Regions from separate parts of the Homo sapiens genome. Here regions 2 and 3 are each linked to region 1. Evidence: read pairs that join two places in POLR2A ChIA-PET (ENCODE). Cell type or tissue: OCI-LY7. All regions are shown on one strand. Links, peaks and the distances in the headings refer to the core of each region. The heading gives the core; the rest is flanking DNA.

Region 1 (11,099 bases), core at 1,224-9,223:
CCTTCCCTGACTCACTTTCCCATTCTCTAGAACACTTTCTAGATCATCTCCCAAACAGACCTCCTGTTCTCAAATCCTTATCTTCAAATAAGCTTCTGGGAGGAACCCAGGCTAGGATACAACAGAAGGTTTTCAGGGGAAATAAATCCTTCCCTGACAAGATATGATGTGAGCTAGGGGTTTCCTATAGGCAACACCCCTCCTTCCAATACAGAAAATCTCAGCATGATAGTCCCATCTTCATTTCAAGAATTCTAAAATAGGCTCCTGCCTTTCCTAGCCATATGTAAAGTTTTGCTCTCAATGCTACATGAAGAAAAAATCTCCTTATCACAAGGAGTCATGTGCTTATTGGCATTTGTCTATGAAATGCGTATAGAATTTCAATGGTTGTAGAGCTGGTTGTGGGGAAAATGAGATGTTCTGGGATTCCAGAACTGATTTTATTTTTTTCACTCCAAGCACCTAGTTGATGAAGTGCAGGTGGCTTTTTTTCTTCCAGTTCAAGTTTTCTTAGCCTATCCATTTATTGGGGAAAGGGGAGGTATATTTGGAGTTGTTAGCTTGGTCATAGCCCTCTGTTCCCCTTCAGCCCCATGGACAAATGAACCAAGGCCTGCTGATGCAACTGGCTTTATGGTGGAACATGGGGTTGTGTGTTCTTTGTCCTGCCTGCTCTGGGGGCTCACCACAGCTGTGAGTCCCAGGTCAGTCTTGAGCTCTTTCTCAGTGCCCCAGTGTTGGCAATACCCTGAACCGTTGGCTGCCTGCTATCTTTGGCACTTTGCATTTCTCTGATAGTCACATCTTTACACCCCATGAGTCCCCCACTGTCACCTACTGTATTGGTCAGGGTTCTCCAGAGAGACAGAACCAGTAGGAGAATTGGTTCATGTGATTACAAGGCGAAGTCCCACGATAGTCTGTCTGCAAGCTGGGGAAAGAAAAGCCAGTAGCGAGGCTCAGTCCAAGTCCAAAAACCAGAGAAGCCCACAGTGCAGCCCCCAGTCTGAGTCTGAAGTCCCAAGACCCCTGGGATGCTGCTGGTGCACGTTCCAGAATCTAAAGACCAAAGGATCTGGAGTCTGATGTCCAGGGGCAGGAGGAGAGGAAGCAAGTATCCAGCACAGCATGGGAAGAGATACAGCAGAGAGCAAGCAGACTCAGCAAGCAAGCTGCTTATCCCCCTTCTTCTGCCTGCTTTGTTCTAGCCACGCTGGCCGCCGATTGCATAGTGCCCACCCACATTGAGGGTGGGCCTTCCTCTTCCAGTCCACTGACTCATGTGTCATCTCCTCTGGCAACACTCTCACAGACACACCCAGAAACAACACTTTACCAGCTACCTAGGCATCCTTCAATCCAGTCAAGTTGACATCTACCATTCACCATCACAGCTACCCTCTGAGTTCCTGACTTGGGGATGCCGAGATGTTTGGGTTCATCCTCCGTTTCCTCTTCGGCTCCCTCTCAGGCGTAGACATATACCTCACTGATCCATCCATACTCCCAGGGTCTGGGTGTGAAAGAAACATCTGTGGGTTTCCAACTTCAAAACTCCAGCCAGCAAACAGCATATAGGTCTCCGATTTTTTCAAATCCCACCTCCCCACCTCAATTTCAGAGGGAACTCACCTATTTCTTTTCGCTCCCTCTTCCTGTCCTGTAAGCAGGGCAGTAGATGACTTAGCTATGCTGTGTCAGATTCACTTCTTTCCCTCCAACTCTTCTCCCTTCTATTAACGTGGAACCTTTTTACACAGAACAAGGCAAGAGAGGTGGGCATGAGGGCTAATCAGTCCCGCCTGAACCCATCAACTTTCACATCTCACATCCCTTGTCTCTAGCTCAGAAGCTGAGAAATGGGTGCCTTGGGTCCCAGCAATTCACACTTTGGAGCAAATGGTGACTGCAGTTCACATGTCTAAATGGGGGTGGCCTGTGTGTGTGTGAGGGGGCAGAGCAGTCTGTCCTGTCTGATGTCCCAGGCTTTTTCTCCATGTAAATCATCCCCTAGCCCTAGGTGGCTTGAAACAGCAGGTATGAACAGATGGCAGTGGCTTCTCAGCATCCTGTGTTCCTGGGGTGAGTCCAGCCACAGAGAGAGAGGGGATTCACAGTAGCCACCAGGTGAACAGTGCCATCAAAACTCTGAACTGTGTCTCAGCAATGGCCTGGGGGCCCAGCCGAGAGGAGATGTTCACCAGGAAACTTGCCCAGCGTGGAACTCAGTGGCCTCCACCTCAGTAATCGAAAGCACATTCTAAATACATCTCTCAGTGACTCCTGCCTCGTGGTTGTTTGGTGCATGATTGGACAGATGGAGAGGTGGGCTCCCCAGTGGGTCTGGAGCGTGGGCTTCAGAGAGTGCTAATGTTTCTCAGATCTCCTCTGCAAAGTGCCAACTGTGGAAACACTGAAGCTCAGGCCAGGAAATGGAAACACACTGCCAGGTGGCAGGATGGGCTGCTTCTTAATTAAGGAGCCTCCCCAGCTCGCGGGTGACGGGTGTGGTTTGTAAATAGTTTATGCACCTGTTACATCCACGTGTTGCGGGACTGCTCCTGGGCTTTGTCCAAGTGGGGTCCAGGCCTCCTTCGCCAGAACAATAGTAGAAATAATATGTGGTCTTTATGGAACATTTATAGTCTACCAAGCTTTGTGCAGTGTGAGCCCCTTTACCTGCATTATCTCATCGAATCCTCCTAGCAACCCTAGAGGTAGATGTGTTATTAAGCTCATTTTATATGTGGGAAGCTGACAGCAAAAGGTTAAGCAAACAGCTCAAGCTCACAGAGCTGGTGGGAGAGTGAGTCAGAACTCAAACTTGTAATTAGACAAACCTGAATTTGGAGCCTCAGTTCATCATGTGTGAAACAGGGTAATTCTATCTACCTCACAGGATACTGTAGGGATGAAAGAAAAGTATGTGGACAAAAATCTACCAGCTTGGAATGTGTCATTGAGTGACAATTTGGTAAATGTTTGAATGCCTATTGTGAAGGCTAATTTTATGTGTCAACTTCACTAGGACATGGTGCCCATATATTTGATCAAATACTATTGCATGTGTTCCTGAAAAGGTATTAACACTTAAATCAGTAGACATGGAGTAAAGCAGATCGACTACCCTCCATAATGTGGGTGGGCCTTATCCAATCAGGTGAAGACCTTAATAGAAAAAGAGCGACCTTTTTCTGTTAAGAATAGAAAGCACTATGCTGGAATAAGAGTGAATTCTTCCAGCACAATAGTACCATAGTGCCTTTGGACCAGAACTGCAGCTCTTCCAGCACAGTAGTGCCTTTGGACCAGAACTCCAGGCTCTCTGTGTACCCTGAAGATTTGCAGCTTATCAAGTATCTACAATCATGTGAGCCAACTCCTCAAAAATATTTTCTCTCTCTCTCTCTCTCTCTCTATATATATATATATACACACACACACACATACATATGTGTATGTATGTATCTCTCTCTGTCTCTCTCTCTTTCTATATTATATATATATACACACACACACACACACACACACACACACACACACACACACACATTCTATTGATTCTGTTTCTCTGGAGAATCCTGACTGAAACACCTATGAATACAACTATGAATAAGAGAATGTTTTAATAATATATGGTTTACCTGTATGGTATAATATGCAATTGTTAAAAAGAACAACTTATGCCTATGTATTTTTAGAGGAGAAGAAAACCAGAACACGTGTGTGTGTGTGTGTGTGTGTGTGAGTCTCTATGTTTCCCTGTGAGCATAGAGAAATATGTGAAAGGATACATGCCTGAGGGATGATGGTGGTGGTTGTGGAAGTCTTATTGGGGTAGGGAAGGATATTCACTTTTTCTTTCTACACTCGATTGTTTGATTTTAGCATATGTTATTTGTGTCGCTAAAAGGATAATAAAGTAGATAAGTGTGAACATTTTGTTGATTTAAAATTGTCCTCTTCTGTGACTGGAGGCGGTGGGGACAGCATAGCACAAGTCTGTCTGTATCTATTTGTTTTGTGCTGATCTATATTGAGAATATACCCTATCTGGAGGGAGTTGACTGGTGGTGCCTTGAGGCTGCTTTGATTAATACCGCCTCACCTACACAGTACCCTGGCCTATGTAAGTATCTGAGTCCAGCTGTGATTTTAAAGGAATCTCCTTCCACAATTCCTGACCTTGGTTTTCGGGGGTCTGGACAAGTTTGATGGCCCATCGGGTGCAGTTAGGGCAGCCAAGCGTTGCTCTTCCATTGCTGAAAGGTATTAATGCTTAAACCCTCCACCCTCATCTCTGGGATATGTCAACAAACAGCACCAAGCAGGGACTAGGTGCTGGGTGCTGTCCCGGGTGCTGAAAAGTCAAAGAGGGCCAGATTTCCACTCACTATCAACTTTGACTGAAGGTTTACTAGGCAGAGTCATTCTGGAAGCCCAGACAAGTGGGAGCATCTGATCAGAGTGGCCTGGCTTTTGGAATGTGGCCAATTGGACATTATCAGGGAAATGTCAAGCGACTTGAACTTCTTGCCTTCCATCCTTTTGTAGGGTCAGCTGCTCACAATTGGAATTGACTGTTGGCTTGACTGACTTAGTTGAATCAATGTGTGCTTTGTTCCTTCTGCCAACACCAATCTCCCACCTCCATATCCATAGAAGAGCAGGGTCTTTCTCACCTAAGATTATAGAGGATGCCAAAAGGAAGTGAGAGCCCCCCAACACCTTCTCAAGCCAGCCACCTTGAAGCAATTCATTCCAACAAACGTTCACCTGAAAAACAATTTGCAATTGCCAATTGCAGGCAAGACTCTGCCCTGGGACCAAGTGTGATGAAGGTCAGATATTTCTGGCAAATAGAGGATTCTAAAGTACATAAAAATGAAGAAGGGCCTCTCCATGAAGTGCACATCAAGACCACCTGGGAGGATGGAAAAATGCAGGTACTTGCACTCTTTTTAAAATCCCAGGGGAAAAGCACTGTGATAGTGCTGTGGGATGAGTGTTTGTTCTATTAGTCATTCCCTATGTCTGAAATGTTGGATGCAAAACAAGGAGGGATGAGAGAAGAGACTGAAGACACTAGCCATGTCACAGTGGGGCTGGCAATCTGCAGACCCAGCTGCAGTGGTTGCCAAGGTGTCTCCTTTCACATTCCACATCTTGTCTGTATCTTGGTGAAGAGCTGATGAGAGGGTGACAATAACCAGCTCGTGTAATTATCACCCCTGTCTTAGTGAAGATGGGCTGTGTTTGGATAATAGCAGGAGTCCTGAGCGGCAGCTAGAAGCCACAGGTGGTTGAGATGCAGATCAAGTTCTGAGCCATCACTGGCTTTAGGGATGATGCATGCTGGAACCAGTACTTGTCCATCCTTGAGTGTGGAGAGAGAGGAGGCTGTCAGTCAAATCTGCAGCTGGGGTCTGCAGCATGCAGGGAAAGAGCAATGCCTGGGCATCAGGAGACCAGGGCATTTAGCCTTAGCTCTGACAGTAACTTGCCATGAATTGGGCGAAATGACTCCTCCCCACTTCCCCATCTCTGAGCTCTTTTTAAACTTGAGTAGGTGATTCCAAATGAGCTTTTATGTTCCCTCCTTATTTTGACAGTTTGTGATCCTCTAAACTTCTGATATCAAGATATAGCCAAACAGAAACAAACCAAATCATTATATCTAAGGAACATTAGTTATATAAATTTTTAAATTACAAAAGTAATATCTGCTCATTATAAATATTCAACTGACACAGAATAAAAAGCAAAATCCCTTATCTCCCCATACTATTTCCCAAAAGCAACAACTGCTAATAGTTTGGGGACGTTCTTTCCTCAGCTTTTACTATGATGTCTCTATTTTTTAAATTGTGAACTTTACCACTGAACTCCAAAATTTAAATAGTAGGAGACTAGACTGACTCTGAATAAAGACTTAGAAGCTACGAACTGGAACTCTTCTCTCCCATTCTGCACAGATGTGGGTCAGTGAGGCAGAGCTGGGATTATGTGGCATTGTTAGGAGGAGCACCAGTGGCGGGAAATCTTTATCTTTAGTCGTAACAAAGGCTCTGGGCTGGGTGGAAAGATCTGGAAGTGCCCACCATATTCCCTTTCACAAAGGTGTTGATTGTGCCTTACACTCCATTAGGCTGGAAATTGCACTTGCTTGTTAATTTCTTAAGCTTCAAAACTTTTCACCCTGGCCTCAGGCTCTCTGCACAGTTTGCTAAAGAAATGCTGTCAATTCACCTCATTTGGTCTGCTTATGGCTGATGACTGGTTTGCTCAGGTTTTTGGTGTTGATCTCTCTCTCTCTCTCTGTATATGTGAGAGTATATTTGTGTGGAATTGTCTGAGGTAGGTAGGTTTGTGGGAAAGGACTGCTGTTGTCTGCCACAGTGGACTTTTATTCAAGATGGTGCCCAGTGGCCATTTCAGTGGAGTCTGAATGGCCTTCATGGTGGCTGGACCCCTCAGTGTGGAGAAAAAGAAGAGAGCCTGTCCTGCAATAAGACTTCTGTGCCTGCTTGGGGGTGCTCTTGTGTGGCGGCGAGACTTAAGTTTGGTCAGCTGGGATTAGTTCTTCCCCAGATCCCTCATGGGATCTGCCCTGACTGGAGGGTGAGAGGCATGAGGGCTGCCATGAACAGGTCGGGGCTGAGCTCATGATGACCTGCCCACACATAGCAGCCAGGGGGTAGTCATCCATGCACCTCAAAGCCGTTTGTGGTGTTGATGCACTGAGGCCCCAGCCCTGCCTTACTCCTTCCTCCAGATGTGGCCAGACTGATGTGGCTCCATTTATTATTACTATTTTTTTTTAAAAAGCAGAAACATATACATATTTTTCTCCGTATTGTTTCCCCCACTCAATATTTTGTATATATCTTTCCAAGTGAATAGATATAGATCTGCTTCATTCTTTGTAAAAGCTGTGTAGTATTCCACAGAATATAAGATTTTCTTTTTTATTATAAACAATTCTACAATAAACACCCTTGCCCATACATCTTTTGAACTGGTACTTTTATTTCAGTTGGATGGATCCCAGAAGCAGCATTGCTCCTGGGTCAAAAGGACTTAACATCTTTAACTTTAATAAATTTTGCTAGATTACTCTCTAAAATGGTTGGGATAATTTACAGTTCCACCAACAGAGTTTGTGAGTGTCTCTTTCTCCCTGCCCTTGCCAGCACTACATGTTATCAGTCTTCTTAAATTCGGAGGTTAGGAAGTGGAACCATTTTTTTTCATTTGCATTTCTCTGAAAACTAATGGGGTTTAATTTAGTCTTAAGTTTTACTCTGTGCATTCTCTTTACAGATGGGCTGGGTTGGGGTTGCATGTGAGGATAGAAGGTGAAGATATTTTGGAAGGTCAAAGAGCTTGGAGAAAATGGGGTGTGTCCTTGATTATTTTCCGATCACATGGGGTGATCTGGTGGTGTCTGGTGTTACCAAATGCATACAGATGAAAGCATGGGATTATGGCACAAAACTGAAGCAGCTTAGAAAAATGAAATTGGGGTTGCCTTCTTCATTTTCAGAGTTGAGCATAAATTGATGGGCTTTTTGAGGAGTTAGTGAGCTCTTCATTCCCAGAAGGATTTAAACAGATATAAGAAGACTGACTTCTATTTATTTCTTAAGGATAGAGTGGTGAATAAGACAGGCATGGTCTTTGCATTCATGGATCTTAGAGTGTGATGAAGAAGTCATACAGTTAGCAACATGATTATACATATTCAGTCCTCCCTCATCATCCATGGGGAATTGGTGTTTTTATAAAAAGTGGAAATCTGGACATAGGGAGAATTCCGTGGAGATGAAGGCAGAAATAAAACTGAAGCGTCTACACACCAAAGAATTTCAGTAAACCATGAGAAGCTAGAGAGAGGCAAGAAAGGTGCGTTAACCCATTCTCACATCACTGTAAGGAACTACCCGAGACAGGGTAATTTATAAAGAAAAGAGGTTTAATTGGCCCATGGTTCCACAGGCTGTGCAAGAGGCATGGCTGGGGAGGCCTCAGGAAACTTACAGTCATGGCGGAAGGTGAAGTGGAAGCAGGCATATCTTTACATGGCCACAGAAGAAAGAGAGACGGTGTGAGCAAAGCAGGAGGTGCTATACACTTCTAAACAACCAGATCGCATGAGATATCTGTCACATGGTCTATCAGGAGGTCTATCACATGAGAGGTCTCTCGTGAGACAGCACTAGGGGGATGGTGCTGAACATTAGAAACCACCCCCAGTATCCAGTCACCTCTCACCAGGCCCCACCTCCAACAATGGGGATTACAATTCAATGGGATTTGGGTGGGGACATAGAGCCAAGCCATATGAAAAGGACTCCCCTACTGGTTCCAGAGGGAGCATGGCAATGCCGACACCTTGGTCTCAGACTTCTAGCCTCCAAAACTGTGAGACAATCCCTTTCCATTGTTTAAGCCTCCCAGTTTCTGGTACTTTTTAACATCAGGCCTAGACAACTAATAGACAGAATCAGGGAAATCATCAAATCCAGGGTTGGGGGTGGAGTGGGGAGGAGCAAGGATGAAAACTAAGGCATGGAGCTTCATGGACAGGGAGCTAAGAGGGCGTGAGAACTGATTGAGAGCGAAGAGAGGAGACCCTGAGGAATGGCCAACACATGTCTTCTGCTCAGTTTGGGTGTCTGCCAGGGCTGGTGCCTGAGGCTGATGGGGAAGCCAGCCCAAATGATAGAGGAGGCTTTGAAAATCCACCTGGATGACTCATGTAGACGGCTGGCTCCTGCGCTTACCTGGGTGTGGAATGACCAATCATCCCTGTTTGCCTAGGACTGAGGAGTTTCCTGGGATACGGACTTCCAGTGCGAACACTAGCAAAGCCTCAGAAAAATTGCTATATTGCTCACCCTACCTGGGTATAACCCCAAAGGGTACAGCTTCTTTGAAACAATGTAAAATCCCAAGGGTGGTTCTCAGGCTAGCCTGCCAAAGCGCGATGATGTTGGCCACACTCTGATTACACCACGGTGCTGATGGATCTGAGCAGCCACAATGAGGATGTGGCCATGGTGTCTGTGGGTCCCTAATCTTCACAAATTTCAGAACAGAGGCCAGACCAGGGACTTCTTTAATGGAGAACCTGCCTGGTTTTCCTTCCAGTCCTCCAGGATATGCCAGGAGCACCTGTATTGGGGTGAGTGGTGCCCCCCAAAAGATATCTCCTTGTCCTTATGCCTAGAACCTATGAGTCTTACTTTACATGGCAAAAGTTGTGATAAAATTAAGAATCTTCAGAGGGGAAATTTATTCTAGATCATCCTGAAGACAATAGATGCCACCGTAGGTATCCTGATAAAAAGGAATGCAGAGGGAGGTTTGATACAGAAACACAGAGGGGAAGGTGGCATGAGGATGGAGGCGGGAATTGAAGCGGTGCAGCCACATGCCCAGGAATGCTAGGGCAGCCAGTCCTAGAAGAAGCAAGGGCTGGGTCATTCTCCAGAGGCTCCAAAGGGAGTGTGGCCCTGCTGACACCTTGATTTCAGTCTTCTAGCTCTAGACCTGTGAGAGACTCAGTTTCTGTTGTTTTAAGCCACCAGGTATATGGTTAATTGTTATAGCAGCTATAGGAAACTGAGGCAGCACCCATAGACTGAGCTTTTAGAGCACCAGACAAGAGAATCCAAGCTTGGGTCCCCATCTGATCATGGCCACGCCTCCATCTGATAAGCTGTTGCCCAGAGTCTCTCACGAATGACAGGTAGCTAGTCGGTGGTCATTGTGTGTGGGGGACAAGTGGGTGGGCTAGGGTCTGCTCCATGCCAGCTGAGCCTCAGCATTAATTCACAAGTGAAGCTCAAAGCAACCTGCTTCTGCACTTGAGAATCATGGGCACTTCTCCCCAATAGTCAGGCATTAGACTTCACCAGGCAGCTGGTGTTTTGTGGGAAAAAATAGGCATGCAGGGCCCTGGCAATATGATAGGCACAGAAACTGGTAGAAGAGGAGGGAGGCGGGAACTGCTTGGCGGCGGAGTTGGTGCTAATTCATTCAAACAGCCTCTCCCATTGGCGCAGCCTTTTGCAGCCTGTAGGGTGTTTTCACAGGCTTTTCCTCATCTGCTCCTGGCAAGATCCCTGGGAGGGAGGCTGGGAGGGGGTGCTGATGTGTTGGAAAGACAAAGTTCTGATGACCAGGGGAGGTGTTGGCACCTGGGTCTCCCAGCTGGTGAGCCAGGGGAGGCAGAACCAGCTGCCTCCAATTTAGTGCTCATTCCTCAGCTTCAAGGGGGCTAGGAGTTGAGCTCAGGCAGGTTCCATCAGGTGGCTCCCCTGTTTTGCTTTGGGGGGCAGCTTCTGCAATGCCTGTGAAGGATTGTCTCAGGGTGGGTTCTCCAGGAAGCAGACAGTGGGCATGCAAGATGTTTTTTAGGGTATATTTTGGGGGCCAATGCCTATGGAAGGGAGGGCGAGGAGGTGGTACTGGACAGAGGGAGAAGTTGAGCTGGAACGCAATCTTCAGTGGTGGCCTCAGCCATCCCCACAGAGAGTTCTGCTGCTAGGATGACCCTTGACAGCTGTCTCAAGGTGAGGCTAGAAGGCTGGGTCTTTTTACCCCTGGGTTGATCAGCCATTGGATGTGGGCTTCCCCAGAAAGAGGGCATGATCTTGGGTGAGGGACCCTCCTCAGCTGAGCAAACCCTGGAAGAGGATGCCAGGTGAGGGCTCTCTGCCTGCAGCACTTCCAGCAGCTGGAGATGTGTCCTTCATTTCTGCAGGGGGCCCTGGTGATGTGTCATATTATCTGCTACAGGGGCCTTTGAGAAGGATGGGGGTGACTAGTGGGAGTCAATATCCTACTGAAGCTGCTCTTGGAGTATTGAGGGGGTCAGGAGGAGGCCCAGGGAGTGATGTTTCCCAATATTGCGTCATAGAGAAGGTGGCATTTACTACAAGAATATTGCAAATAACCATAGGGAAAGATTTTGAACATACCCACAGCAAAGCTATTTCAAGTAGTTAAGACTTGGTGACTTTTTTTTTTTTTTTTTTTGAGATGGAGTCTCACTCTGTTGCCCAGGCTGGAATGCAGTGGCATGATCT
Region 2 (11,099 bases), core at 2,015-10,014, 81 kb before region 1:
ATGTGGAAGTGCTGTGTGACACTCTGGGTGAAGGAGTTTAAGTGGGTGTCTTCCACCCCCTCCTGATCTCCTTTGCCAGTTGGCAGAAGCAAAAGACAGCCCATGGGCCAAATTGGGTTTGCTGCTTGCTTTTGTAAAAAAGTTTTCTTGGAACATAGAGCTGTGTCTATTTATTGCTTGTTTTTTTATAAATAAAGTTTTATTGAAACATTGCCACGCCCATTCGTTTAACGTATAATCTGGCTGCTTTGGCCCTGCAAGAGCAGAGTTGAGTAGTTGTGACAGATGTGATCTGGCCCACAAAGCCTAAAATATTTACTATCTGGACCTTTACAAAAGAGTTTGCCTTGGCCGGGCTCGGTGGCTCACGCCTGTAATCCCAGCACTTTGGGATGCTGAGGCGGGCAGATCACCTGAGGTCAGGAGTTCAAGACCAGCTGGGCTGATATGGTGAAACCCTGGGTCTACTAAAAATACAAAACTATTTAGCTGGGTGTGGTGGCGCATGCCTGTAATCCCAGCTACTTGGGAGGCTGAGGCAGGAGAATTGCTTGAACCCAGGAGGAGGAGGTTGCAGGGAGCCAAGACTGCACCATTACACTCCAGCCTGGGCAACAAGAACGAAACTCCATTTCAAAAAAAAAAAAAAAAAAAAAGTCTGGGCACGGTGGCTCACGCCTGTAATCCTAGCACTTTGGGAGGCCAAGGCGGGTGGATCATGAGGTCAGGAGATAGAGACCATCCTGGCTAACATGGTGAAACCCTGTCTCTAGTAAAAATACAAAAAATTAGCCGGGCGTGGTGGCGGGCGCCTATAATCCCAGCTACTCCGGAGGCTGAGGCAGGAGAATGGTGTGAACCCCGGAGGCGGAGCTTGCAGCGAGCTGAGATCACGCCACTGTATTCCAGTCTGGGCAACAGAGCGAGACTCCATCTCAAAAAAAAAAAAAAAAAAAGTTACCAAGCCCTTTCCTAGAGGATGGTGGAGACATTGTATGGAAGGAACCTGGATCTCTGAATCTTTATGTGGAGAGAAGTTGTCCACCACCTAGGAACACCCATGCTGAATGAGAGATAATCTTCTACTGCACTAAAACCTTAAAGTGTGCATCCTTATTCAGCAGTCACTGGTATCACCCTAACTGATACACAAGCCAGTATGGAGATATGCAGGTGCTCTGTACTGTTGAATTGGTGCTGGTGGTGGTTTCTAGATTTCTTGATGAGTCTACGTTAGAATCTCTGCAGAGCTGATTCCCTAAGGTCATTGGAACAGGAACGTCAGGGACTTCAAGTGGCAGATACAAACTTTACTTGCCTCAACTGTTGTGGGGAGAGTCCTTGAAAGGATAAGGGCAGATGGAGAAACAAGGGTTACATAGCAACCCAGGGACAAGAAAGGTGAACAGCAGCATCTCCTGAGATCTGGAACAGAACGCAGGATGCTGTGGCGAGGAGGGTGAGGACATGTACTCTGGATTCACATGACCCAGGTTTCAGCCTCCCACTTACTAGCTGGGGGATCTTGGGCAAATTTCTTCATTTTTCTGAGCCCGAGTCCTCCGAAATGGTCATAATAACAGATCTGACTTCTGGGATTGCTGTGAGGATTACGTGACCTCCGCCTCTGAAGTGCTTGGCACCGTGATGAATTGCTCATCAGGATGCCTGTGCCGGAGGGGCCCTGGGAGAGCATTGCGCCAGCCTCTCGGTGTACAGAAGGGAAAACTGAGGCCCTGGGAGGCACCACTGACTCTGCCTTAGTCAGCGATGCTAGTGATCCTCCAGAGACCCAAGGAAGATACACCCTGACCCCTTCCTTTTCATCTGCCATATCCAACCGCATCCTGTCCATTTTAGCTCCTGTCCCATCCATTTTACCTCCCAAATTGCTCTTGGATCTGCCCATTTCTGTCCACCTTGTCCCGGCTGTCATTGCTTCCTGTCTGGACTTGCTGCAAACCTTTCTGCCTGTTCTCACTGGAGGCCATCAATGGCTTCCCTAAATCTCTTCTCTTTCTAGAAACCAGAGCAATGTCATTTCTAGATGCACACCTGCTCATGTTACGTCCGCTTTAAAGACCTTCCCAACAGAGATGATGGAGCTTCCTCCTCTGGCTCAGGGACCCAGGGACTCCGCCCTTCTCTCCCACATCCCCCTTCTCACTCTGCTCCACCCTCGTGTGAATCCCCTCGGTTGCTTGTGACTGTCACAACTCTTGCTCTCCACTCCTCCCTGCAGGACTTGATACCGACTGTTCTTTCCTCTTAGAATGTCCATTTCCTGCCTCTTTTTTTGCTTTATGTGTCCTTGTCCTTTAAGTCTCGGATGAAGCAACACTTCCCGGGAAGGTGTATCTGGCCCTGTGGTTGGGTCCTGGCCCCTCTGAACTTACCCGAAGTCACCCAGAGAGGTGAGCAAGGAATGAAGACTCAGTCCCAGACTTGGCCAGGCTCCCTCTGGCTGTGGCCTGGTCCCACCATGGTCACCTCACTGTGGATTCACCCCACAAGCATTGAAGAACACCCGATGCAAGCAGAGAGTGCTGAGCTCCTTGGCTTCACTCCCTGTGAACTCCTACTCATCCTTCAAAGCCCAGTACAAATGTTCCTTCTTCTGCAAAGGCTCTTCTGACTTTCTGACTGCCTGGCCTCCTTGTCCATTGGCGTGCCTGTTTCTTCCTCCTCTCTCTCACCCTGTGAACTCGTTGGGGTAGGAATCCTGACTTATTCATCTCTGGAGTCCCAGTGCCAAGCATAGGGCATGTTGTGGTGTGCCAACCAGAACTGTTACATTGAATGAATGAATGGTGAGTTTTCTGGGTGAGAAGAAGATGAATGGGTCACAGAGGAGTTCACATTGTGGCAGAGAGAGAAGGCCAGGCAGGGGCCAGGCATGGTGGCTCATGCCTGTAATCCTAGCACTTTGGGAGGCCGAGGTGGGTGGATCATGAGGTCAGGACATCAAGACCATCCTGACTAATACGGTGAAACCCTGTCTCTACCAAAAATACAAAAAATTAGCTGAGCGTGGTGGTGCATGCCTGTAATCCCAGTTACTCGGGAGACTGAGGCAGGAGAATCGCTTGAACCTGGGAGGCGGAGGTTGCAGTGAGCCGGATCGCAGGGCTGCACTGCAGCCTGGGTGACAGAGCGAGTCTCCATCTTAAAAAAAAAAAAAAAAAAAAAAAAAGGAAGGCCAGGCACAAGCCACCATGAGAGCCAGCAGATGGGGACAAGTGCCTGGGGGCCAGGCCATGCTTCGGGTTCTGGGTGAGAGAGTGATCTCTAGGAATAGGAAGTCAGGGAAGTTTCCCAGCCAGGGTGGGAGAGCACACACCCCAGGCAACAGTTTACCAATGGTGTTTTGAGGCTCTTGGAATTCTGAGGAGGCGTTCCAGGGGCTGCTGAAGAGGAAGGCGACACTGAGTAACCGGGGTTCCCCACCACTCCGTTCCATCTGTTTGAAAACCTGGGTTTCTATGCAAGAGGTTGTGGGGAAAAAAAAGTTCTAGTGACTTAGTTTTTACAAGTCAGGATCCTTAGAAACAACCCAGGACGGGCGTTCTGGGGCATGTAATTTATCGTGGAAGTCCTCAGAGAAGAAGGGAAACAAGGATGATGAGAGAGGGCAGGGGCAGGAGCCAGGCAGACAGGGGCTCTCAGCTGGCTCTAACCTCAGCCTGACCCTGTGGGGCGCTCTGGAGTGTGAACCACAGTGCACAGCTGGTCTCACCTTGAGACAAGCAGGTGGGCTTTTCAGATCCCTGAGTTAGTCATGCAGTGGGCTGTGGGCAGCATGACTTTTACGCGCAGGTGCATTGGCAGAAGCTCATTCTCTAGAGCAAACTTCTTCTGTTAAGGGCCAGGTAGTGTATATGTTATGCTTTGTGGGCCATATGGTTTCTGTTGCAATGACTCGACTCTACCATTGTACTGCGAACTCAGTCACAGACAATTAAATGAACGGGCGTGGCTGTGTTCCAATAAAACTTTATTTACAAAAACAGGCTGCTCTGGAGAAGGGGGTGCTGTGAGCCATTAGCATCCAATATTCACAGCACTGGCTTTGAAGGGGATCTAGGAGGGCACAAACGGTACCTGTGTCTTCAGCAACAAGATATGCAGACTTCCCTTACTAGATTCTGAAGCGCTTGAGGTTCTGACTGGGTCCTGCCAGCTGAGTGGGTCCCTCTGGCACATGTTCTAAGGGGATCTCTTATTTCCCTCCAGGGTAGAGGCACATAGTAAGGTGGACTGAGATGGAGGAGCATCCTGGACTGCAGAAGGTGGTGCTCTGGGCCGGGCGCGGTGGCTCACGCCTGTGATCCCAGCACTTTGGGAGGCCTAGGCGGGTGGATTACTAGGTCAGGAGTTTGAAACCAGCCTGACCAACTTGGTGAAACCCTGTCTCTACTAAAAATACAAAAATTAGCCAGGTATGATGGCGCGTGCCTGTAATCCCAGCTACTCAGGAGGCTAAGGCAGGAGAATTGCTTGAACTCAGGAGGCAGAGGTTGTAGTGAGCTGAGATCATGCCATTGCACTCCAGCCTGGGCAACAGAGTGAGACCCTGTCTCAAAAAAAAAAAAAAAAAAAAAAAAGAGGTGGTGCTCTGACAGTGCAGCCTTGGGTGGAACAGGAAGGGGGATGAAAGTGTTCTGGAGCATTCTGGGAAGAAGGGGCTGCCAGGTCACCGACCCTGCTGGGAGTGGGGATGAACTGCTGGCTTGAGCTGTCTCTTTCCAAGGCAGCCCATAATCCTCTTCTCTAATATCCAATTTATACATGACTAATATCCAAATTATACATGACTAGGAAAAAGCCACAGAGACAATTTGTTGTCAAAGTGACCAAGTTCACTTTGGGTATGTTACAGAAAAAAAAGCTATTTCCTCGTGTCTAAATCTCATTAAAAAAGCAATTTTGCAATCAATTACAATACAATTTAGCCACTAACTGCCTATATTATACATATATATATATATATATATATATATATATATATATATATAGACAGAGAGAGAGAGAGAGAGAGAGAGAGAAGCAGAAGCAAGTTTGTTTTTCCTGCCCTCATATTTATGAGCCACACTGGAAGAGTTTGTCTTTGGAGGAGCTCTTTGGAGCAGAATGAGTGGCCAGCTCGGCCCAATGACACTGAAAGTTAAACTTTCCAAGCCAATATATTATGTTAGCCCAAGGAGGTGGTATCATTCTGAGCATGGGAGCGGGACAGATTCATTTTTATACAAGAGTTCAGACCTTTCTTGTTCGGTCGTGCACTATAAAAATTGTATAACTCTATGTGGCTTTTATTAAAGGAACATTATTTCTATAAATTATTTTTTAATGCTGTGGAGGAATTTGCCTTCTGGAACCATCTCAGTAAAAGAATTGGGGGTGAAACAGAGACTCGAGTCTACAGAGTGCAGGAGAAATCAAGGCTTGGAGAGAGAAGTGGAGAAGGCTGCCTCTAGGCAGGGCTGCTTTCCCCACAGAGGAGAGGATGTGGGATGTGGAGGGAGGAAGGGGCATCTGGAGCCATGGAGTGGGGAGGGCTGATGCAGCCCCTGCACATCCCTTGCCCGGAGGAAGAGGGGACCAGCTTCCCTCCGGGCTCTGTCCACTGCTCCTTCTGTCCTGGTTCTTGTCCCTGGCAAAGTGCATGGGGCACTGGTTGCCACTGAAGCAGAAGCCCTGGCCGCCGCTGCTGACTCCCTTCCTGCCACCTCCTCTCCAGGCCCATTCCAACCCCTGGATCCTTGGGCTGCTCTCCTCTGCTCTCTGATCCATGCTTGACTCACTCCTTCTGCTCTCGGTGCCTGCCTCCCAGTATCTGTGCCACAGCCATGAGAAACACCCACTGTGGTCCTCTGTCCCAGGGTCTCCCCTTCTGGCCAGGGTAGGGGTGCTAGAGACAGAGGGCCCAAACCTGGATCTTTGGAAATATTCAAGGGACATTTATTTTTGCTTTTTTTTCTGCCTGTCTGGTATCACAAGACACAAAGATATGGCTGTAGCGGGTGTCTTTTTGGCATCAAGTGGCAGAGTGGTTTTGGCAGATCTGCTGTTTGCAGAAGACAAATTGCTAACGTCAGTCTTTTTGTTCTTAAAAATGTCTACATTCATGTTGCATGTGGGCAGGAAGGTGCCTTCACATCATGAAGGGGAATGATGCATTTCAGCCACAGCATGCTGAGAGCTGGATGCCCACAATGCTTCAGCCATGGGTTATGTTCATGGAAATCTTTAAACTTCACATCAAGAAACTCTGCTGTCTGCCCTTGAACTGAGTCTCCACTGTGGCCCCAGTGTGAGCCCAGATTCTGGCTATAGGCTGAGGGCTGATCCTAGGGGTGGGCTGAGTTCTGACCCTATTTCCGGAATGAGCTCTGGCCCTGGCCCAAGACAAAGGTCCAGGTCCAAAGGCAAACCCCGGACTGAGCTCAGGTTTTTGCACGGCCTGAGTTGTGGGCCAGCTGCAGCTGAGGCTCCTCCATCTCACAGGCATATGCCATCATCACAGGGAAGCCCCAGAAGAACATGGCTTCATCCACTGGGACATGACTTGCCCCCAGGTCCTCTGCCTGTGAAGCCTGGATCCTCCTACAAGTGGAGGAAAGAGGACGGAAGCTTCCAAATCCTAAGTGTTGTAATGAAAATGTGTGGAAGGAGGCCTGGAGAGGACGAAGACATTATCTCCAGGGAGAAAGCCATAAAAAAAAGATGATGATAATGATGTTGATGATGATGATAATGATGTTGATGATGATGATAATGATGTTGATGATGATGATAATGATGATGGCTATTACTTACATGGTGCCTACGGTGTGCCAGGTTTGGCCCATATCATTTTCTAGAATCCTCACAAGCAACTCTGTAAAGTTGATACTCTTATTTCCTCCATGTTACAGAGGGATACAATGGCTTGATCAGCGTCTTTCAGTGCCTCAGGCAATACTCAAACCTGGGTCTTTCTAACTTCATATTAGATGCTGTCAACCCCATGCTGCTACCTGAGAATGCCTTTATGCAGACAAATGACGTGGTTGTATTTGCACCTTAGGAAGATCATCTGGGTTGCTGGTGCTCAAGCTGGGTAGATTAGAGGGGGATAGAAGGGAGACAGGGAGGCAGGTGAGGAGGCTGCTGCAGAGTCCAGCCCCCTGTGGATGCAGCAAGGAATCAGAAAAGCAAAGGAGCCAGTGCCCCTGAGTCTGCCTGCTTGAACTGGTCCCAGGATGCGATGCTTCAAGTGGAAAAGGCTGTGAGATCCACACGGAGGCCTGGTGGTGGGTCCTCGGCCTCCGCTTCTTCCACCCTGACAGGGCATATCTAGATGCTGGGCTGGCCTTGACCACTCTGTTTTCACTTTCTCTAATTCCCAATCAGCCTGGCTCTGGGCCATGTGGCAGACAGAACACATAATTATGTATTGATTTCCTTCCAAAGATGCCTGGCCTTGAGTTAACGTGCACTTTCGTGGCCCTACGTACGCACGATCTGAGGAATAAGAGGGTTGGATTTGGAGGGGAAGTCAGAGGAGCCTGGCTCCGGGGTGAGCAGGGGGCACAAGAGGGAAGGCTGCCATTGTCTGTGCTTTGCGGCTGCAGGGAGCAGGGCCTGGTGGCTTCTGGGGGATCCCAATGTGGCCGGAGGCTGGATGGGCGGGTTGGCCATTGGTGGGGGAAAAGGAAACCTACTCCTACCCTTGATCTTTGATAAAGTGAATAGAGAGCCTGTGGGTTGATTTGTCCATCTATCTATCCCTCCATGGTTAGTGCAGTTTTCTTTGAATTCCCCCAGGTGATTCAATTTCATGGTGCTTTGCCAGATGGCATATTCTCCCACTTCCCCAGTCCTCCAGGGACTGTCTGAAATACAGGCCAAGGGCTCTTACCTCAAAATTATATTGAAGTGTTTAATTAACAGAAATGGCTCGGCAACCCATAGATCACACTCTAACTGCACATACCACATGCACACACAGACAGGCCCTCGGCTGAATCCCTTTGCCTCTGGAGACCCGATCACGTCATGCACAGCCATCACATCGAGCTGTGACCTTCCCTCCTTCCTCATGTAAAACTCGCGGTGGCGGGTGCAGCTTTAAAATACTAAATCTTGTGGTATTCCTTGGCCCAGAATCTCTCCACAAAGGCACTAAATTTGTTCATCTTTAAAGTCCAACAGAAGCAATTTCCCCCAAGTTAGCTCCAAAATCTTGGAGTTGGGCAGGGAACTGCCAGCTTCCTATCCTCATGCCCTCAAGGACTGGATCTGCAAGCCCTCGGTAGGGTGGGTTGCCTGGCCTGCCCTCTCCCTGAGGGGCCATAAGACTGAGTCTTGCGTTATTCTGATGTGAGTCAGAAACACTGGGCCATTCACGTCGTGTGTCTGCTGGGAACTCTATCTGCTTCTTTCATTAGTCTTCTCCTGAGCGCCTCCTCTGTTGTACTTCCTTTTCTCTCTGGAACCTCACTGGTGGTTCTCTTGGGTGGTGCTTTTTCTCTGCTGATGCACTGGGGGGAAGTGATCATGCATTATATATCTACATAGGTCTATATCTCTGTTATAACAGCCCCCCATCTGATGATTCTCAACTGGTGGTATGGCCCCCTAGGGAACAACTCAAACTTTAGAGTGTGGCTTTGGTTAAACCAAAGATGGTGGGGTGCCTGGTTTCCTGAAATGTTCTCAACAAATTATCCCTTGTCCTGCTGGATTTCAAATGTCCAGCCAGATATTCTTGTTGGTGTATTCTTGTTCATGCTTATCTGAAACTAGAGCATAAGAACTTTTTGGCACCGTTTTTAACCCATACTGAATAGTGGAGGAATACAGCTGTGGTATAAATCAAGGGAATTTTATATTTTGTTTTGTTCTGAACATTACCAATAGCTCTTCACCATTTTGGAGATCATTACTGAAGATAATGATGTTCATAATATGAGTCACCAGGATAACATTCCTGTGTCACGCTGTGTGTGTCACTCTGCATATAAATATAAGAGGCTGATTACTTCATGATGTCTTCTAGTGCGATTATGCCGAAGCATTTACATATTGAAATACATATTGTTTTATTATAAATGATTTACCTTCCATACCTCTTTTATATTATGGTTAGTGAATGCTTTTATGTTTTTAAGCATTTACATTTAGGTTAGCTCTATTTTCCATGTTTTCATTTTAAGGATAATAAAGGGTATGTATTCATTCATTCTTGCATTGCTGTAAAGAAATACCTGAGAGGCCGAGTGTAATCACAGCACTTTGGGAGGCTGAGGCGGGTGGATCATGAGGTCAGGAGTTCAAGACCAGCCTGGCCAAGATTGTGAAACCCCGTCTCTAATAATAATGCAAAAATTAGCCAGGGGCAGTAGCAGGTGCCTGTAATCCCAGCTACTCGGGAAGCTGAGGCAGGAGAATCGCTTGAATCTGGGGAGACGGAGGTTGCAGTGAGCTGAGATCGCACCGTGCACTCCAGCCTGGGTGACAGAGTGAAACTCCATCTCAAAAAAAAAAAAAAAAAAAAAAAAGGAAACAAAGAAAGAAAGAAAGAACTGAGAGTGGGTAATTTATAAAGAGGCTTGTTCATGGCTCTGCAGGCTGTACAGGAAGCATGATGCTGGTATCTGCTCAGCTTCTGGAGAGGCCTCAGGAAACTTACCATCATGCCAGAGTGTGAAGAGGGAGCAGGCATATCACATGACCAGAGCAGGAGCAAGAGAGAGAGAGAGCAAGAGGACCATCTTTGCTCCACTCCCGTGATGCAATTACCTTCCACCAAGCCCCACCTCCAATACTGGGGATTACAATTCAACATGAGATTTGGGCGGGGGCACATATCCAAACTGTATCAGGGTGCTATGGTAGATTGTTTGATGGCCACAAAATCCTGTTTGCCCTGTATGCACATCCCTTTGCAATGTGACTTTTTAACTCCTTTCATTCAGAGATAAAGTCTATTTTGTGACTAGTGAATAACAGATTATGGCAGAAGGGATGCATTAGTCAGGATTCTCCAGAGAAACAGAACCAACAGAAGACTACACACACACACACACACACACACACACACACACACACACACGGATAGTCCCCTATTTATGATGGACACACACACACGCAGATGGTCCCCTATTTATGACAGACAGACACACACACACGCTGATGTTCCCTTATTTATGATGGACACACACACACAGACACACACACATAGACATACACAGACACAGAGGGATGGTATTCTATTTATGATGGTTTGACTTTATGACGGGATATAACCCCATTGTGAGTCAAGGAGCATCTGGACTTAATGATGGCTTGACTTTCAATTTTTTGACATTGCAATGGGTTTATAGGGGTATGATATTTTCTACTTACAATGAGTTTATCAGGATGTAGCTTCATTGTAAGTTAAGGAGTATCTGTATATGTGTGTATGTGATATATATAATTAATATTAATTGGGTAATATAATTAATTATATATATTCTCTATATACATACATACATACATACATATATTTATATGTGTGTGTGTGTGTGTGTGTGTGTGTATGTATATAGTTGGTTTATGCAATTACAGAGACTGACAAGTCCCAAGACTCACAGTTGGCAAGCTGGAGACGCAGGTATCCAAAGGCCTGAGGTGAAGGACGAGTCTGTCATGTTTCTGTTCAAGTCTGAAGACAGGAAAAAGGCAATGTCTCAGCTCAAAGGTAGTCAGGCAGGAGGTATTCCCTCTTACTTGTGGGAGGGTCACACTTTTTGTTCTATTCAGTCCTTCAACTGATTTTATGAGCCCATCCACATTGGAGAGAGCAATCTGCTTTATTCAGTCTATCAATCCAAATGTTGATATCATCCAAAAATACCCTCACAAACACACCCGGAATAATGTTTGGTCAAAATGTCTGGGCATCCTGTAGCCCAGTCAAGTTGACACATAAAATTAACCATCACAAGGGATATTGTATGATTTTCAAGGTTAGGCCTTAAGATGCCTTGAAGCTTCTGTCTTCACCCTCTTGGAATACTGTCTTGAGACCACCATGCAAGGAAGCTGGTCTAGTCTACAGGAGGTTAACT
Region 3 (11,099 bases), core at 1,621-9,620, 270 kb after region 1:
GCTTGTTTTGACACGTCTAACCTCCCTGCCATGAGCCCTTAAACAACTGGGCAGAGATGTTGGAGGAATTCTCTGTGTTCCTGGAGCCACAAAGATGGGAGGATGGAGGGGAGCCTGTCTCTTCTGCCTCTTGATTGTGACCACAGTTCCCCATGAAGGCTTGTCTGCCACTCACAGGGTCTGCTGCAACTCTCTGGCTTGGAGGTACCACTAGTGCTAAGAAGGGTTGGCAGTGCCAGCCACGCAAACCGAGTTCAGAGCAAGATGCTGTCCCGGTGAGGGGCCTGGAAAGTGGAAGCACCTGGTGAGAGCCGGGAGGCGGCAGAGGCTGCTTGGAAATGCAGTGGTCCAGAGCTTACCCTCAGAGCTTACAGAAGCTCCTGGTGGAGGATCAGAGCCTGGGGAGACAGCTGCTCCTCACCCACCAGGCTGTGAGCTCCTCCAGGACAGGGATAATTGGCTTGCTCTGTGTCCCCAGTGTCTCCTAACGCAGAGCTGAGCATGAAGAGTGTTTGTTGGACAGAACTAAAGGCATGCTGCCTGGCTTGCTGCCAGAGTTGGGGCAGAGAGAAGAGAACCTACAGAGTGGGGATGGTGGGGCCTGGAGCTGCAGGGTGGGAGAAGTCAGGGGCTGACACACACACCACAAGCGCCCTGAGCCCAGCCTTCTGCACCACCTGCCACCTCTCCAGCCATTAACAATCCCAACACTGCTCTACTGAGATAGAGCTGCCTTTTTCAGAGCCCTGAGGTGCATACACTTTCTTACAGTGTGTTAGACACCTTTTGTGAGCAGGTAATGTGGTGCCCCGTACATCTGTAGGAGGCACAAAACAGCGACCCTGGTGTCCTGTCTGGGGCCTGATTTTTCCCAGCTCTGCTGGAGGCTGCTGTCAGCAGTGGATTTTCAGAGCATGTGGCTGAGAAATAGCCACAGCAAATTCTACACAGGGACTGTCTCTGCAAGATGGGCTTTCAGCAGAGCTTCACTGTCTTCCTATACTTTTCAATGTCTTCCTAACAGTGGCAATATGCTCACAATATTTTAGTAACCAGAAAATGCAATAACAAATGTCATCTTTTCATGTAAAGAGATGGAGAGTAGGGCCGAGGTGGCACAGGGGCATTCCAGAAGGCTCGCGTGAGGTGGGAGTGGGGGAAAGCACCCATATTCCTGGAGTAGAGGATGGTTACATTGACTTGAGGGCCAGGATCCACTCAGGTGCAGTGGGAGATGCAGATGTAACCGAAGGATGGCCCCACCTGTGAAAGGCGCTGAGGGCCAGGTGAGAGGCATGGACTTGATCATGAAGGAGAGGTAGGAGCCACCAGGGGCCCTGAGCTGGGGAGCTCCTGAGTCAATGCTGTGCTTTGATGGGCCGCTCTGGCCACAGTGGCCAATTGGAAGATGGCTGTCACTGCCTGGGGGAGATTGGAGAGGGACTCTGAGCCACAGTGGTAGGGGGCTGGAGAAGGAGACAGACATGAGAGGCAGTGCAGAACTCTGCTAGGCAAGTGTTCCATTTGAGATGGGAGTTCCATTTCAAGAAATGGGATGTTTGAGAGGCAGAAGTGGAGGGATATGAGCAGGGGTGTGATGTGTTCTGATCTGCCCTAGGGGGACATCATCCCTCCTGACACAGGCTTGGTATAAGTCTCCATATTTCTCTCCTGAACCATGAGAGCAGCTTCCTGACTACACCACCATGCTCACCTGTGGCTCCCTCCCATCCAACCTCTAAGAACAACTGATGAGAACTTGGGAGAGCAGGGCTCTTCAAACTTGGAGGTGCATCCGAGTCATGCAGATCCTCTTAAAATGCAGGTCCAGGGTGAGGATGTGAAATGGTTTAGCTGTGGCCTCATCCAACTTGAATTCTATCTCCCAGAATTCCCACGTGTTGTGGGAGGGACCAAGGGGGAGGTCTTTGAATCATGGAGACTGGTCTTTCCCATGCTATTCTCGTGATAGTTAATAAGTGTCACGAGATCTGATGGGTTTATCAGGGTTTCTGCTTTTGCTTCTTCCTCATTTTTTCTCTTGTCACCGCCACGTAAGAGGTGCCTTTCACCTCCCGGCATGATTCTGAGGCCTCCCCAGCCATGTGGAACTGTAGGTCCAATTAAACCTCTTTTTCTTCCCAGTCTCAGGTGTGTCTTTATCAGCAGTGTGAAAACAGACTAATACAGGATGGAAAGTCAGCATTTCCAACAAACTCGCAAGTGATGGCCACTCTGCTAGTCCACACTTTGCATAGCAAGATTCTAAAACCCAGGTCTGATCATGAGACTGTCCTGCATACAACACTTTAGTGGTACCCCACGGCCCAATCCATCAGGACCAAAATGCTTCACAAGGCTTCTGAGGCCTGCAGGGATCCTGCTCTTGCCCACCTCTCTGGCCTCTTCCTAGACCACTCACGTCCCAGTCTTTCTTCTCTCCAGATGTACAGGACCATTTTCTTCACTTGTGGGCTGCTGTCTGGCCTTCAGAACCTCCTTCATGTTGTACTTGCTGCTTGAGATATCCCAATTCCCTCCACTACCACCACCACCACCACAACCACCACCACCATACACACACACACACACACACACACACACACACACACACACACACACGCCACAGTCTCTTTGCTTGTGGGAGCCTTTCTTATCCCCCTACTTCCCAACATGCTCCCACTTTGTAGCATTTGCCTCTTTTGTAATTACATATTCTATGTCTTTCCCTGCCACTGGTTCATGTAGGTATTCAGAACATTTTTGTTGAATAGTCCTGAACTCAATAATCAAACCTAGTCTGTATGACTCCAACCAGTATGGTTTCATTAAACCACATCTCCCTGTCTTTCAAGTGGAACTCAAGAAGGCCACCTGAGCAAGGGCTGCCTTCACACAAGTATCTGAACATCCGAATAGCCTCTGGAATCTGATTTCCAGACCCCCATCAAGGTTGGCAGCCCCACCCAGGAGCCACCTGGCTTTTCCTCTCCACTTAGGCCACCCCCATCCCATCCCCCACCTGCAGGTTCAGTTCTGCTCTGGCCCTTGTATGAGTCCTGAGGCAGGAGGTCAAGAGAGGCTCATCTTGCTCTGACTTAGATTCCCAGAGCTGCTACCTCCTGGGTCCGGGTGCCTCCCGAGAGTCAGTACCATCTTGCCCCACAGCCCAGTGACTGCCTGGTCCCCAGTGCCTGTACGTGGCTTGAAGAGTCCACTCTGGGCTTCAGGTCTGTTCTCTGTCATCTGTTTCCCCTGGGGCTGGAGTCTACAACTAGAGTCCTGTTTCCATCACCCACCCAATCTCCTAGATGGCTATTACCTGAGCTCTATCAAAACACCCCGTCACGCCCAGCTGGACTAACTTGACACCTTTTGGCAGCCAGGGAGATCACCATCTTCTTCAGAGTCAATATCAAGCTGGCCAGGCTTGAAATCCCCGCTTCACTGACAGTTAGGCATTTCCCCAGCTCTTAACCCTGTCACAAAAACGATGCCTAACCTGGAATGAGATCCCAGCGCTTTTTCCTGTGCTCTCAGGAATTTTATTTTTTTATTTTTATTTATTTATTTTTAATTAATTAATTAATTAATTATTTTTGAGAGGAGTCTCCCTTTGTTGCCCAGACTGGAGTGCAGTGGTGCTATCTCGGCTCACTGCAACCTCCACCTCCCGGGTTCAAGCAATTCTCCTGCCTCAGCCTCCTGAGTAGCTGGGATTACAGGCATGCACCACCACATCTGGCTAATTTTTTTTATATCTTTAGTAGAGACAGGGTTTCACCATATTGGCTAGGCTGGTCTTGAACTCCTGACCTTGTGATTAGCCTGCCTCAACCTCCCAAACTGTTGGGATTACAGGTGTGAGCCACCGCGCCCGGCCTCAGGGATTCTAATGAAAGGTCATTAGGATAAATTATTACCTAAGTCTCCCTTTGGCCTTAACAGGCAAATCCCTGAGAGTTTCAGATTTCCATCATTTACTGAGTCCAAACATAGGTGACCTCTCTTGAATTTGGGAAGGGCACGAGAAGGGAGGACCCATGATTAGGAAAGCTGATGAGGAGCTGATTACTGCTAGCCGTGCTGGATTTTCCTTTTAAATTATTCATCAACACAAGTTTAAATGTCTGTGTCCAAGTAGCCATCTGAAAACTAAATAAGCTGATGCAGTTAGAAAAAAATTGCCCCGTTGGAAACAGCAAAACTGAACTTAACAACTGATGGCTTTGTGAATGAATTTATTCTGTTTTCAGTATTTCAGCTAGAATTTCATGAGCTGGTCATGGAAGGAAGAAGGGGACAGTCTGTATTCTGTTGGTGTATAACCTTGTATTAGCCGGACCCTTGCTGTGGCTTGCTCATCCTGTGACCCTGCGCCTAGTCCCTTAGTATTTCCCTAAAGCTGAAAACCTTGCCCTTTAGCCATGGATGCCGGGTTCTCTGGAGTCCTTGTGGTGAAATGTGCAGGAATCTCGCATGTGGCTCATCAGAAAGGGCTCTTCTAAAGGGCAGGTGAGAGAAATGTAAACTTTCCCAAGTCATACGTGGAGTCAGCAAATCTCACATCTGGGAGTTTATCCTAAGGAGGTAAATTACAGGTACAAAAACATAAAGGCAGATGCATTTTCTAGAATAGCGAATGGTCTCATACACTTGGAGGGACAAAATTTGGAATTCAGGTTCCACTAAAGAGGAGGAGGCTTCATCATATCCCAGGCTTTTGGTGAGGACGCCTGAAGGGTCACCTTGAAAGAGTAATGGCTAGCCAGAAATAGAACAAGCTTTAAACAATTAAAGCCTGGATTCGAAATGCCATGTTAATGAAATACAGGAGAAAAGTTATGTAATCATCTCAATAAATGCAAAAATGCATATATAAATTTATTTTATTTATTTATCTATTTATTTATTTATTTATTTTGAGACAGAGTCTCACTCTGTCACCCAGGCTGGAGTGCAGTGGCGCAATCTCGGCTCACTGCAACCTCTGCCTCCTGGGTTCAAGTGATTCTCGTGCCTCAGCGTCTGGAGTAGCTGCGATTACAGGCAAGCGCCACCACACCTGGCTAATTTTTGTATTTTTAGTAGAAACGAGGTTTCACCATGTTGGCCAGGCTGGTCTCAAACTAGCCTCAAGTGAACCACCTGCTTCATCCTCCCAAAGTGCTGGAATTACAGGCATGAGTCAGCACACCCAGCCCTAAAAATTTAATATTCATTTATGATGAAAAACTTATAGAAAATTAAGAATATTCAGGAATTTTGTTAGTTTAAAAAACCTACAGGAATATTATTATACTTAATAGCAAAATATTAAGTGTCCCGTAGAGTTTGGAGATACTTTGCTATCACAAATTCTATCCAGCATTACATTAGAGAGATCCTAGTTAGTGCAACAAGAAAATACTGTATAGGATTAGAGAGAAAAATACTGAACTATCATTTGTCACCAATGACATGATTTTTCATTTTTCACCAGTGACATGATTGCATATATAGAAAATTTAAAAGAGTCTACAGATAAACTAATAGAGTAAATTGTGAATTCAGTCAGGTCACTTAATACAAGATCAATATATAAAAATAAATTATGTTTCTACAAAGTAGCAACAAACAAAAAATTTTTTTGAAGTATAACACTTATAATAGCAAAAAATTCAAATACTTAGAAATAAAGCTAATAGAATATTTGTGAGACCTCTACCTAGAAAACTGTAAGACATGGAGTTAAATTAAAGAATCCCTAAATAAATGAGCTCTGTTTATGGACTAGAAGACTCCATATTACAAAAACATCAATTCTCCCCAAATTAATCTATAGATTTGATGTAATATTAATTAAAATTCCAGAAGGTGCTGTATGTAGAAACTGATCATTCTAAAATTTATATAAAATGAAAATGGCTGGCCGGGCGCGGTGGCTCACGCCTGTAATCCCAGCACTTTGGGAGGCCGAGGCGGGCGGATCACGAGGTCAGGAGATCGAGACCATCCCGGCTAAAACGGTGAAACCCCGTCTCTACTAAAAATACAAAAAATTAGCCGGGCGTAGTGGCGGGCGCCTGTAGTCCCAGCTACTTGGGAGGCTGAGGCAGGAGAATGGCGTGAACCCGGGAGGCGGAGCTTGCAGTGAGCCGAGATTGCGCCACTGCACTCCAGCCTGGGCGACAGAGCGAGACTCCGTCTCAAAAAAAAAAAAAAAAAAAAAAAAAAGAAAATGGCTGAAAACATCCAAGACAATCACTGTCTGATGTCAAATTAATTAATTAATTAATTTTTTAGAAAGCTACAGTAATTAAGATAGTATTGTATTTGCACAAGGCACAAATAAAGAACTCACAAAATGACTCACATATATGTGTGTATGTGTGTACACACGTGATTGGTTAATGGCAAAGATGGCACTGCCCAACAGTGGGAAAAGGACAGTCTTCTCATTAACTACTGATAGGGCAATGACTGAATATCCATATGGTAAAAATGAATGTTGATCTGTACCTTACCTCACACAATACACAGAATTAATTCAAGCTGGATTATAGATTTAAATATGAAAGGTAAAACAGAAAAGCTTCTAGGGGACAACAAAGGAAACTGTCTTTATAACCTTGGGGTAAACAAAGGGTTCTCAACCAGGACACAAAGACACTTAACTTAAAAGAAATGATTGATAAATTGGACTACATTAACATTAAGAACATTATTTGTCAAATGACATCATTAAGAGGGTAAAAAGGCAAACCAATGTGCAAAAAGATATTCTCCACACATACAACTGACAAATGACTAATATAAAATATGCTTAGAACAGCTACAGATACATAAGAGAAAAAATAATAGAAAACTAGGCAAAATATTTGAACAGCCCTTTATGTAAGAGCATATTTAAACGGCCAATAAACTATGAAAATATGTTCAAAAGTATTGCTAATCAGGGAAACGCACATAAAATCACAATAAGAGCCACTAGACTGTCTAAAGTAAAAGACTTTAAATGCTGACAAAGATGTGAAAACTGGAGCTCTCTTGAACCACTTGAGGGAATGTAAGTTTGAACAATCACTTTGGAAAAGAGTTTCTCCCCCAGATTGAGAAGATACGTACCCTATAACCAGCAATTCTAGTCCTGGGCACGTGACTGACAGAAACATCCAGTTACATCTGTAGCATACACTATGAGAACGTTCACAGTAATATGATGTGTGATGCGCAAAAAACTGGAAACAACTCAAATTTCCATTAGAAAGAATGGTTAATCAATTTCAATCTATTTGTACAGTGAAACATTAAAAAACAATGAAAATAAGCAACTGACATTTACAATAACATGGATGAGTCTCACAAATAATGTTGAACCAAAAGCCAGACACAGCATAGCATATACTTGTGGTTCCATATAAAATCAACAAAAATTGCCTGACTCTCTTTATTGCAATAGTTGCTTAATTGCAGTGGTCTAGAACCGAACCTGCAGTATCTCCAAGGTGTGCTTGTACCTCTGGGTAGGCTGGAAAAGGAAAGATGGGGGAGAAAAGGTTTTAGTTTCTCCAACCTTTTCCACTAAATTCTAGGAGATGAAATTGTCAGTCAGGCTCTTACCCGACTGATACTTGCAGCGGATCCTTAATAACTTGTTCTTTGGTGAGAATAAATTTATTCGTCTCAGTGAATTGATGATGATTTTATTGCCTCGGGAGTGGAGGGGGTTGTTCCTTGTTTTTCTGTTTCCTTAGCTAAACGTTTCACCACGCTGTAGTCAAAATACAGCGACTGCTGAAGAGGAGGAAAAATCAATAGAGGACTTGAGTTTATTGGGTTTATCTTCTGGCTTTCTATGATGAAATAATGTCTAAAATTGGAATCCAGAAAATGAAGCAAATTGCAGAGCGCAGAAAGATTTTGTAATATCTTTGCTTCGCTACCCCTCCTTTGACCCACGCTGACTGTGATTTGAAATGCTGGATCTTTCTCAACAGAACGCCAAAACATACACGCGCGCGCACACTCAGGCACGTACGTTTCCTGACTCTCTATTACTTCCTGCTTCCTCTCTGGACATTCCTTGGCTGGGTGAAAAATTCCTGCCATGTTCCTGGCCTTGGTTCCCCACTTGAACAGTGAAGGGGCTGGATAAATGAGCTCCCTGATCTCATCTTACTCAGCCCCCAGACTTTGGTTCTCTGGCTCTCCCTGCCTCTTTTGGAAGCAATAGGTAGGCACAGGACGAACACAGGCAATGCTGAAAGCCCTTTGATCCCGCAAAGAATTCAGCAGGATCTAAAAGAATCATCTTATGTCTTGATGTGGCTGTGGCTCCATGGTTTCAGCTTAATTCTATACGCAAAGCCATCAGACAGAAGGGGCTGTGGAATGGGCCAGTCATCTCCATCACACTGCCCAGGCAGCCCCCAGGATAGCCTTCCTGCCTCTAGAATGCCTACTCCATTCACATATCCACTCGCTCAGTCATCATTTAATAACTCATATATTCCACAGTACACTGACAAGTCCTGGATCTTGAAAAGACCTCCCCACCACAAAGTCATCCGATACAAGTCCCTGCCTTAGCACATTAATGCCTCACCATGGACCACTGAAATTTGCACTTTCTTTGCTGATGTCCTTAGCCAGGGACCGCATGGCTCTCCTGAGAGGCAGCCTCAAATGTGAGTGCCCTGTGGATCAGGAAGGGCTTGCCTGGCTGCTGCAGTCGCTGACGTGGCCAGCACCCATGGTAGTGCAGCTTAAGGAGCCACCTTTGCTGCTGCCAGGGGCTCCTATGTCTCCCCTCCAAGGAACCTGAGAAACTGGCATGAGAGGAGCGTACCCTCTCTGGACCAGCTCTCTGACTGACGCAGAGTCCCCTTAAGGCCCAGGGTACACGTGGCACCCCCAGGGATTGGTCTGGGTGGCAGCTGCCAGCGTTCCTGTGACTTTCATGACCAGCTGCATTAATGCTGCTCTTGGCCTCACTCATCACATTGCCTGGCTTCCTTTCAGCCCAGAGGCTGCTCAGCGAAGGGTGTAATTTCCTGGCTCTAATGCATGACAAGGTTTCGCTTAAAGGATAAAATAAAATCACCTTGGGAGGCAGACACTAGGAAGTCATAGCTATGACTTGGTCCGCAGGGATATTCAGGGCCAGGCAGATTGGAGAGAGCGCAGGTGAGTCCCTGGTGTTCCTGATAACACAGCCACCCTGTGGCTCCCAGGTCCTAGTCCCATGGCCAGGGTTGGGATGCAGTGGGGCCAGGGTTGGAGCGCTGCACAGAATGAACCTATTACTTCATTTCTCGCCACAGCTAATCCCCTTTCCCCACACTTTAGGCCACTCCGCTTCTCTAGCCCCAAAATATCCCCAAGTCTTACCTGTGGGGAGACGGATGGGAGAGGTGTCCTTCTGCTGGAGTCAGGACTCTCTGTGTGGCCACGGAGTTGACTGTCCTAAATCTAATGGGCTTTTTTAAGTGACTGGAAGCTATGACCTCAGATACATCCACTCTGGGCTCCAACCCATGGACCCTCAGGCCACCTATTCCTCCAACAAGGGTCCTCACAGAGGCAGAAGCTTCTCCAGTCATACCTGTGGCCTTATGGAAGCCTTGGCACCACCCCTGGAGTAACACAGAACTATGTGGAGCCAGGAACGAGGAGGGGGCTGGGACTGACCCAAGGTTATCAGATGAGTCACTGACCTGGAGAAGGTCCTGTCAGTCAGGAGTCAAGGGCATGACACCCGTGGTGAAGAAGGGATTTCCCTTTCCACCCTGACCACCACTGACACCATCCTGGTGGGTAAAGGAAGGAAAGAGGATAAGGGTGCGAGGAGTGGTGAGACCCATAAGGGCAGCTCCTGCCTAGAAGCGTCCCCACATAGACCCCGGCGCTCCTAGAGGCACAGCTCAGGGAAGAGTATTCTTTGGCTGGACCTGCAGAACTTTGATAAAAACCTCCCTCCAGGAAGGTGGGGAGCAGCTCGGCCACCTCCCCTGCCCTCTTTCTTGACAGGGTGGTTAGAGCGGAGCTCACGCCCAGAGAAGTCCAAGAAGATGCCGGGAAGAATTGGATGTTCTCTGGCTCTGCCCTCAGAAGGAGCTCAGCAGAGCCTGCCCCAGCCACACATGCACAGACACGCTGCATCAGGGAATGAGGGAGCTCGGTCTCTCCATCCCTCAGCCTGGGCCAGGCACTGCATATGCCTTAGAGATGGCCCTTCAACAACCCACTGTGCTCCAGGCCATAGGCAGAAGGCTTTTGTTATTCCCAGAAGAATGCAAAAGGGCTGGGTTCCAGGCACCAGAACTCGCCTCCATTTCTGGCTCTGGGAGGAGCTCAGATTTCTGGAATCTCCTCTAGGCTGGGAGTAAGAAGGTTCTCGGTGTCTCAAGAGTTGGCCCTCACTGAAGGACTGAACCTGAGAGAGACGGTGGTCAACAGAGATGCATTTAGCACCTTCGCCCATAGACACTCCCTGAAGGGCTCTCTTGCCATGCTGCCATTGAAACTGAGGGGCTAATTTCACCAGGTCTACCTGCCTGCTTGCTTTTAGTTGCTTGCTTCTTATTATTTTTCCTCTTTTTCCATGAAGCTTAAGGTAGCTGAAGGCCTTGGGGCTGAATGCTGCAACTTAACCTTCACTGGCTACTTTATAGCTAACATTCGCAGGCCACATGGTAATGATTGCTTTAGTTGTTTTTCAGGAACTAGGGCTAGCTCCTGAACCAGTGGACATCACCAACCATTCAACTGGGCCTGCTCAAGTGACCAAGCGGTGGTCTTTTTATATCGGAGGGCCAAAAACTCCACCCTCCACCCTCAGATCATGCTAACACCATCATTTTCTGTACCTGTGTCCCATGAAATGCCATGAACCCTGACTACGCTTGCACAGAATGAACTTATTACTTCATTTTCCTCCACTGCTAATCACCATTCCCCACACTTAGACCACTCCACTTCTCTAGCCCATAAATATCCACAAGGCTTACCTGTGGGGAGACGGATGTGAGAGATGTTCTCCTGCATCCTCACGTGGTGCCCTTGCAAATAAATCCTTTCTCTTTTGCAAAACTCATGCCACAGTGATTCTGTGTGCC

Evidence for each region. Peaks named below come from ENCODE experiments on the same cell type or tissue, not always from the same donor. Only the 100,000 strongest peaks of a DNase experiment are listed, where the experiment ranks them.
Region 2: POLR2A ChIA-PET joins it to region 1 with 9 read pairs; 3 of 35 experiments call an interaction of 5 or more read pairs at or near these places.
Region 3: POLR2A ChIA-PET joins it to region 1 with 5 read pairs; 2 of 35 experiments call an interaction of 5 or more read pairs at or near these places.

Annotation. Positions count from the first base shown.
Region 1 is chr17:6,297,134-6,308,232 of GRCh38, reverse strand. No RefSeq gene overlaps it. Among named protein-coding and RNA genes, the nearest start is that of AIPL1, 130 kb to the left of the region's middle. In OCI-LY7, for the core only: no CTCF peak of the experiment used is centred there; a DNase peak (open chromatin) is centred at 4,342.
Region 2 is chr17:6,379,128-6,390,226 of GRCh38, reverse strand. No RefSeq gene overlaps it. Among named protein-coding and RNA genes, the nearest start is that of AIPL1, 50 kb to the left of the region's middle. In OCI-LY7, for the core only: no CTCF peak of the experiment used is centred there; no DNase peak of the experiment used is centred there.
Region 3 is chr17:6,025,415-6,036,513 of GRCh38, reverse strand. No RefSeq gene overlaps it. Among named protein-coding and RNA genes, the nearest start is that of WSCD1, 39 kb to the left of the region's middle. In OCI-LY7, for the core only: no CTCF peak of the experiment used is centred there; no DNase peak of the experiment used is centred there.